Linked DNA regions of Homo sapiens: regions 1 and 3 are each linked to region 2. Evidence: chromatin contacts called from ENCODE Hi-C or POLR2A ChIA-PET data. All regions are on one chromosome and are shown on one strand. The core of a region is the stretch at or near the end of the contact, and the rest is flanking DNA. Distances in the headings are between cores, read along the strand shown.

Evidence for each region. Hi-C counts contacts between places; a loop is a spot of excess contacts on that map. ChIA-PET counts read pairs that join two places held with the same protein, here RNA polymerase II (POLR2A). Pooled maps may share reads with other maps.
Region 1: a map of MCF 10A shows a loop between it and region 2 (5-fold over the local background). The contact joins two enhancer-like sites. A Hi-C loop is called at or near these places in 1 of 168 maps with a recorded cell type or tissue (MCF 10A). POLR2A ChIA-PET finds 5 or more read pairs at or near these places in 1 of 52 experiments (CD8-positive, alpha-beta memory T cell).
Region 3: a pooled map shows a loop between it and region 2 (2.3-fold over the local background). The contact joins the promoter of PKP2 here to the enhancer-like site in region 2. A Hi-C loop is called at or near these places in 2 of 168 maps with a recorded cell type or tissue (Caco-2 and mammary epithelial cell), 3 of 37 single-sample maps with no recorded cell type and 3 of 50 pooled maps.

What each region holds. Positions count from the first base shown.
Region 1 is chr12:32,114,563-32,117,262 of GRCh38, forward strand. The region is part of intron 1 of BICD1 (BICD cargo adaptor 1); the gene reads left to right. Among named protein-coding and RNA genes, the nearest start is that of BICD1-AS1, 8.5 kb to the left of the region's middle. Within about 2 kb of position 1,294, at least 14 of the 41 ENCODE cell types and tissues checked have a DNase peak (open chromatin) inside an H3K27ac peak, as active enhancers do.
Region 2 is chr12:32,452,836-32,455,535 of GRCh38, forward strand. The region is part of intron 1 of FGD4 (FYVE, RhoGEF and PH domain containing 4); the gene reads left to right. Among named protein-coding and RNA genes, the nearest start is that of FGD4, 55 kb to the left of the region's middle. RefSeq lists an enhancer at 274-1,063. Within about 2 kb of position 1,381, at least 7 of the 41 ENCODE cell types and tissues checked have a DNase peak (open chromatin) inside an H3K27ac peak, as active enhancers do; they include mammary epithelial cell, where a contact is called at or near this core.
Region 3 is chr12:32,895,404-32,898,103 of GRCh38, forward strand. PKP2 (plakophilin 2) reads right to left here and starts at 1,374. Exons shown (of 13, transcript NM_001005242.3): 1 at 1,106-1,374. The coding sequence starts at 1,328. RefSeq lists silencers at 1,373-1,482, 1,683-1,782.

The DNA.
Region 1 (2,700 bases), core at 44-2,543, 340 kb before region 2:
TGTAGACACAGGGTTTTGCCATGTAAGCCAGGTTGGTCTAGAACTCTTGAGCTAAGGACAGTCCGCCTGTTTTGGCCTCCCAAAGTGCTAGGATTACAGGCTAACTTTCAATTTAATAAAAAAAATTAATTTGTGCAATTGGTTGTTATTTTATAGAAGCCTAATTTCTAGAATATGGGATATAAACAATTTAATAATGTTTTCACCAGTTAGTTTGATTGCTTTCTAAATTAGGAAAAATGAAAACAAATAAACGATGGGCAAAAAAGCTGACTGGGGACAGTAAGGTCTAAGAAGGCAGCCTAAGTGGAAAATTAGCCCTTACTCACCATTTAGGGTTATGGGGGCTGGGAGCAACAGTCCTCACTGCTCACTGACTAATCTTTATCAATCTTATTTAATCTTTATTGAAGATGCATTAGCATTTTTAATTTAAGTGGGTTTTTTTCCTCTTTTCTTTTGGTGGGGGGTGTGGGCGGCGGGGGAGTTTCAATATGTTGACCAGGCTGGTCTTGAACTCCTGGCCTCAAGCGATTCTCCCTCCTCAGCCTCCCAAAGTGCTGGGATTACAGGCATGAGCCATTGCACCCAGCCTTTTCTATTTTTCATTTCAAGAGTTTGCTTTTTAAGAATTAAAATTGTGTAATTATGACAGTTTTTATTGCAGTACTCCAAGCTAGAGAAAAGCATATATAAATTAATAGTTTTCCCTTCTTCTCCCACAGTTCTGTCTCTGTTGTTAACACTTTGCTGAGTATTCTTCTGTACTTGTTTTAAATGTCTTTAAACATATAGGCAGGGTTTTTGTGTGTGTGGTGTTTTTGGTTTTTTTTTTTTTGCTGTTTTTCTTCCTTTGTTTTTATAAAAACAGGATCTTGCAGCCTGGTGTTTTAAATTTAGTAGTATGTCCTTTCAAAAGGCAGGTATTTACGAGACAAAGCTGCATTTTTAAAGCACTGGTGAAGTGTGAAGAAAATGAGACCGATTAGGGAAGAAAACCCGAGAAGCTCAGAGTTTGGGTGACCCTGGGGATGTGGGAAGGTGGTGAAAATGGTACCCTGAGGGTAGCATGGATGGTAAGTGAAAGAGGAAAAGGTGTAGGTTTGCATAAAAGAAACTGATGGAATTTGGATGCCCAATAGCAGACCCAGGGGAATGATACCAGGGGAAAAGATGGACAGTTTTGTGGGTAAATTAGCAGTGATTTTGATTCCTTGTCTTGTTAGCTGCTGATGGAGATACGTGTATCAGCATAATACCTGGCTAGTTTCCATGGCCGGCAAGAGCCAGTCCTGCAGTGTGACCACATCCTGTCCATTCTGGGTCTTGGTGGCAAGCCAGGATGATTCAGGCAGTTGGGCTTTATTACGTTATCCCTTCTTTGCCCTCTGAAAGCTGAGTTTTGAAATAGTTAGGATCTTATACAACATCTCAGATTCAGCATGCTGTGCAGGAGGTGGGGAGAAAAGGGTACAAAAGAGGAAAATGTTCAGTGAAGGTGTTATTACAATGGAGGGGAATATGAAAGTGGAAATTGATACCTTTTCCTCTTGGGATTTAATTAAGTCTATAAAATTAAGGTGTTGCAATACATAATGTCTATGATTTTTTTTTACCAGCTCTAAATCTCTGAGATGGCTGTGTTTTAGAGCTGCATGTTCTGCTTATTTACTGCCTGTCCTTTACATTTCAAATTCATTCAATATTTTTCCAAAGTACAGAATAGTTTTGCCTAGTTGCAGTAATTTTCACCTAGACTTCAGGGATCTTCCATCAACTCTTTTATGTATTTTTTCTCCTTTGTTTTTCCACTCTGGTCACTCAGTTCTAGCCAAGATAGTCCACCTTATTTTAGCACTTGTACTATGTCTCTGTCTCTGTCTGTCTGTCTGTCTGTCTGTCTCTCTCTCTCTCTCTCTCTCTCTCTCTTTCTCTCTCTCTCTCTCTCTATATATATATATATATATGTAATTTTGAGATGGAGTCTCACTCTGTCGCTCTGACTGAAGTACAGTGGTGCGATTACAGCCCACTGCAGCCTTGACCTCACAGGTTCAAGTAATCCTCCCACCTCAGCCTCCAGAGTAGCTGGGACCACAGGTGCACACCACTATGCTGGCTATTTTTTTTTTTTTTAACCTGATTTTGTTTTTACTGGAGGCTCAGGTGGCCCAACTAATTTTTAGAAATTATTATTTGCAGAGATGAGGTTTTGTTATGTTGCTCAGGCTGGTCTTGAACTTCTGGGCTCAAGTGATTCTCCCACCTCAGCCTCCCAAAGTGTTGGGATTGTAGGTGTGAACTACTGTGCCTGGCCTTCTACATTTTTTTTTTAACCATTTCATAGTTCCCTTTTTCTTTGAACACTTGGTCCAAACTCACTTTTCTTCTGGATTCATATTTTCTGATCTCACCTATTATGTTATAGAACTGATATGTTACGTTTGTTTTCATTGATGCGTCTGTACTTGGCTTCAGAGAGCAGAACAAGGCCCTGTGAGTCACTGGGAGCCAGATTTTGGATCAAAATAAATCACTTTCTGACAAGTGTAGTTGTCTAGTAATGGAATGAGGCAGTCTTCTTAGGAAGTAATGAATTCCCTGTCACCAAAAGGGAGAAGCTAGTGAGCCACTTGCTGAGAATACTCTATGGGGAGTTGTCCTTAGGAAGGGGTATATCTAGAATGATCTCTAAGGTTC
Region 2 (2,700 bases), core at 131-2,630:
AAAATTAGCTGGGCATGGTGGTGCATGCCTCTAGTCCCAGTTACTCAGCAGGCTGAGGTGGGAGATGGCTTGAGCCTAGCAGGTCGAGGGTGCAATGAGCAGTGATTGTGCCACTGCACTCCAGCCTGGGCAACAGAGTGAGATTCTGTCTCAAAAAATGAGAATGCACTAGATACACAATTTTATTGAACTTTCTATTATAGAAAATTTCAAACTTATGCAAAGTAAAGACTAGTATGACCCCCATTTACCCATCATCCAGCTTTGATAATTATTAACACATCCAAATAGTTTTATGTAATAAAGATTTATAAAACGTGTGTGTGTATATATATCTATATTATATATATATTTTATATATATATTATATATATATATATATATAATATAGATATATATATATTTTTTTTTTTTTAAATGTAGAGCCTCACTCTGTTGCCCAGGCTGGAGCAGAGTGGCACAGTCTTGGCTCACTGCAGACTCCACCTCCTGGGTTTAAGCAATTCTTGTGTCTCAGCCTCCCGAGTAGCTGGGATCACAGGTATGCGCCATCATGCCTGACTAATTTTTGTATTTTTAGTAGAGATGGGGTTTTGCCATGTTGGCCAGACTGGTGTCGAACTCCTGGCCTCAAGTGATCCACCTGCCTCGGCATCCCAAAGTGCTGGGATTACAGGTGTGAGCCACTGCACCCAGCCTAGGATCTCTTAATTTATCATTAGTCCTGGATAAGAACTCCAGTTTGGCTGATAAATTTTGTGTGCTCATCCTACAGAGAAGCAAAATGGTGTTCAGACAGATAATTAACTTGCCCAACTTGCTTAGAAGAAGCCTAACTTGGGCTCATTGTTTCAGGCTTTCAAAAACTTTTTTCTATAATTATTATCATACTTTATTTTTTAGATTTTCATTTATCTCATTCTTTAGATTGAGGAGGGAAGGCTCACACCTGTTGTATTTACTAATCCACACCCAGTACCTAACTGAACAACTGATGTATAGAGTTCATTAAATATTTGTTGAATGAATGGATCAAAACTATCTTTATATTAGGAGTCTGATTTGCATCTAAAAATATTTTAGGTGGTGTTATTTATTTCCTTCTCATCAAGAATAATTCCACGGTTTTCTTTGTAAGTGGACTCTTGCCACCAGGGAAAGATTGTGGACTCGATTTCTGTGAGTGTTTAGCTGTTAATAAAAAGCCCCAACTGAAGATAAAATGTGAAATGATTAAAAAAAAAAAGGTTTATTTCCTAACCTGGTAGCCAGTTATTAAATTCCTGATAGCATTGAGGAGAAATAGGCACACTGATAACGAGACATGAGAGACAAGTTCTCTGTGTTCCAGGAGCAGAGCAATGTTCTTTTCTCTAACATTCACACTGGATGAGTAATATGGGAGTGACTTGAAGGAATGAGCATTTGTACCGCATGCAAGGGTTTTTACTCTTTCTAGTACCTTCATTAAGGGATTAGCCTTTCGTTCTTTGAAATGCAAAATCTCAGTTGCCCAAAAAGCAGAGTGGAAATGAGCAGCATCCTCTCTTCCTTAAGAGAAGTGGTCTTTCTTCTGTCACTTAAGACATTTTCCTATAGTTGAGGATTTTATAGCAAAGAGAATTTTTTAAACCAAGTTACTGGTTAAAAACTTTTTGTTGTTGTTGTTGGTCTTAATTTCATAGGCACATAGGTTAGGGCCAATCACTAGTCTTTTCTAAGCTTTTATTTTTTAAAAATCGCTAATGCTTTAAAATACTGTCAATGTGATAGGTCCCAGCTGCTGATTCCTTCATACTAAATGATTGTTTTAAGTAAGTTTTGATTCCTGTTTGTCTTTGATTGTAGTAGTTTTGTTTTACTTTTAAAAATTAAATTCAATAGGATCATAAAGCATGCTTTTGACCAAATATTTTGCTGGTATCTTAAATTGACCGCAGTACAATTTAGAGTCTCAGAACATTTTCTTTTAAGTTGCCTTTTTTCATCCTCAGTGTTCTTGTTCTGACAGTGTATCCTGTGATTTTTAAATTTTTCTTCCTTTCTGGGTGAAGTGACAGAATTTTAAAGTGTTTTTTGAAACATCTGGTGATCTAAATACAGTTTGGGGGAGCTTTGACCTACTTAGAATGGTTCTTTGTGCCAGAGAGCATGTTTATTCCCAAGGTAACTCTGCTATGGAATTGCCCATGTGAATGCATTGAGACTTGCAACTTGCCAGATCTTTTATTATACAAACACAATGAAGCAGCAGGCAGCCAAGAAGAAACGAGGAAGATTGCATTGTTCTTGTACTTCCTTGAATTAAGAAGTTTATTCATCTCAGTATTTTCTACAAATTTCTTTGACAATAACATTGTGAATGAGGATTTAGCAGCAACAGTTGATTGCATGTGTGTTCATTGTCAGTATGTTTGCTCTATTGAAACACCTTTATGCATTTTGTTCAGTAGATTATACTTATACATAAAATTTTTTATTTATATTTAGAGCCTTTTTAGACATATGGCTGTATCATGAAGTATAGTAGTATATTCCTTTTAGATAGTTTATTTTAAAATACCAGGATAATTGTATTTAAACATATAGTATAGATTTTGGAATATTATATTCCATTTCTGTGATAGCAGAATATCTATGCCATTTCTTTTATCTCCTCAAGGTTGGATCATTTGCAGTAGACTTTCCCTAATCAGTTCA
Region 3 (2,700 bases), core at 124-2,623, 440 kb after region 2:
AGAATTTTTCTGTTTTCCTAATAGAAACTAGAATGGGTTAGCCTACATTCGCCAATGCCCAAGTTACTTCATACAGAAACAACTGAACGTTGCAGGAAACAGATATTCCAACTTAATTGCTCAATTTCTTTCCTCTTCTTTTTGCTATAAGCCAACATAGTGCTTTTATAATGCAAACTCACATACACAGCAACAAGAAGTAAAACAAGGGTCACTGAGTTGATCCCATCACCTGACTTCAGCAGGGGAGAAAAGGATACATCATGATCTCTAATTTTCACAAGTGGCTTGCCATCTTCTTTCCCTTCCACCTCCCCCGTCTATCAATCATGAACATAGTGTGCATGTGTGTGCTTACACCCCTTTCACCTTCGGGTTTAATTTTTTGGAGGGATCAGACTTGCATCACGCCCGCACTGGTGGGGGTAGGAAGCGCAGCTAGGCGGGCACGGCTGTTGCCGGCAGGGCCAAAGTCCCCTACCTCCTCCTCGGCGTGTTTGTTCCCTGGACCAAAGCCTCCTAACTACTTTTCTTCACTCCCTAGATCCACCACTCGCCTCCCACACAGGGTGGAGCGCCCCGAAGTACTTGCATAAGACAGCACAATCCCAATTTATAGGTTGTAGGAGCGCCAGTGCTGTCGGTTTTTTTCCCCAAGATATTTATGGGGGTCATTAATTATTTAACAAATCTAATAAAATTGAAGGGCTCCTTCTCCCAGAAAAAGATCGTACACACCAAAAATTCTGCATAGCATCTCAAGGTGTTTATAGACTCCCTGAACCTTCAAATTAAGTCCGCACCAGTGAGGGGCGCGGACCGGCGGAGTAGAAAAAGAAAGGGGTGAAATCTTGAAGTGAGTTAGTTAACATTGATAGATATGTACAATATTTAATATACATAGGTACCTATATGACAAAGCTGAGTAATAGGTTATGGAAAAGAGTGCTTTCCACAAGCAAGTCGGTCATACCGAAGACGGCGAGCAACAGGTGGGCAGAACACGGGGTCCCGCACTCCCAGCACGCGGGGTGAGGGCGGGATAGGAGGAGGTGACCGGGTGTGGGGCAGGGGGCGGCGCCGGGGAGCGGCGGGCTCCACTCACCGTTGCCCACGGAGCTGCGGCCCTTCCGGGCGAGGGTCTGCTGCACCTGCTCCTGGATCCGCAGGCTCTTGACTGTCTGGCCGCCGCGGCCGCTGCTCCCCGCCAGCTTCAGCTTGGCCTCGGAGGGCAGCGCCAGGCTGGAGCTGTCCAGTTGTCCCAGGATCTGCTGGCCCAGGACGGTCCGGATGTAGCCGTACTCAGCTGGGGCGCCGGGGGCTGCCATGGGGCCGGTGGGGGCGACCGAGCTGCTCGCCTGCCTCTGGACTCGCGGGCGAAGCCGCCACGGAGCTGGGGGCGCTGGCGCGAGCCCCGCCCCGCTCGAGTCCGGCCCCGCCCCTGGCCCGCCCCCCGCGCCGGTGAGAGGCCCGGGCCGGGGGGGAGCTCGGCCTCGTGGGCCGGACGCCCGGCCTTCCCTGAGGAGGGGGCGCGGCTCCGGCCGGGCACGCGCAGTCGGGCCCGGGGGCGGGGGCGGGGGCGGGCCGGACCCGCTGAGCGCGCGGACACCTGGAGACTTGTACCCGCCCGCGGGGAGGTGGGGAGAGGGGCGCGGTTCGCCTGGGGTCGCGCACGTTGTCGGAGTCCCAGCGGATACCGCCTGCCGGGGCCGCGCCCCGCTCTGCCCACGCCCCGCGCTGGACAGGATGGATTTCCGCTCGATGCAGGGAGGGGCTGCCCTGCAGGCAGGTGAGCCCTCGAGAGTCACTCCTGTTCTTGGACTGAGGCTTGCCTCCGGGATCCCCGAGCGAGTAGTATGTCTGGTTAGTCAGGCTTTGTCGCACTGTTGGAAACGTTTCCTGGTTTTCCTGGACCTGAGGGTGAGAAAGGGCTATTTGGTCAGGCGGAAAGGGCAATATGAGGGAAATGTGCCAAGAAGATAACGTGTGAAATAAAAGACTTTCTAAAGAGAGTGTTTTTTTTCTTAGTACAACGTCAGGACTATGTACTTTTTGCACAGATGCAGTCCCAGAAACATATGTTCTTCCTCATTGAGAGCTTCTGTTTTCTCTTGGATACACAAATTGTACCCAGTACTCTTGCTAACCCATTCCTCTCTTACGAACACACCCACACAGAGAAACTCCAACAAGAGGCTCTAGAGAAGAAATGAATTTTAATAGACGATGCTTTTTAAATAGCCCTGCTAACGTTGATTAAGTCCTCTTTATTACAGGCTCTTTGTAGAGAGATCCACGGAGAGGGCCTCCAACTTTCAATCGAATCTTCCACAACTTGTATTTATCGTGCTATTAATTATGTTTCACCGCAGTTGACTACTGAGAACTTGAGAGCTAAGCTCAACAGAAAGGATCCTTGACCTTAAAGTTTACAACCAAAGCCACTTGTCCTGATTTGCCTCTTTGGACTTAAGAGGCAGAAAGAAAAACATGTATCCCTGGTATTAAGATAATATTCCCTTTGATTGCTTGGGTTTGTATGTTCACTTTCCCTCAAATCACTCAATTGCTGCAAAACCCCACTTACTCAAGTCTGAAGTGTTTGGAGAACGCAGCTTCCCTCGTCTTTGTTTTCCTACCCACACCCTTCTGCCTTTAGACACACACTGAATGCTTAGACACACAATGCACAGGTATATG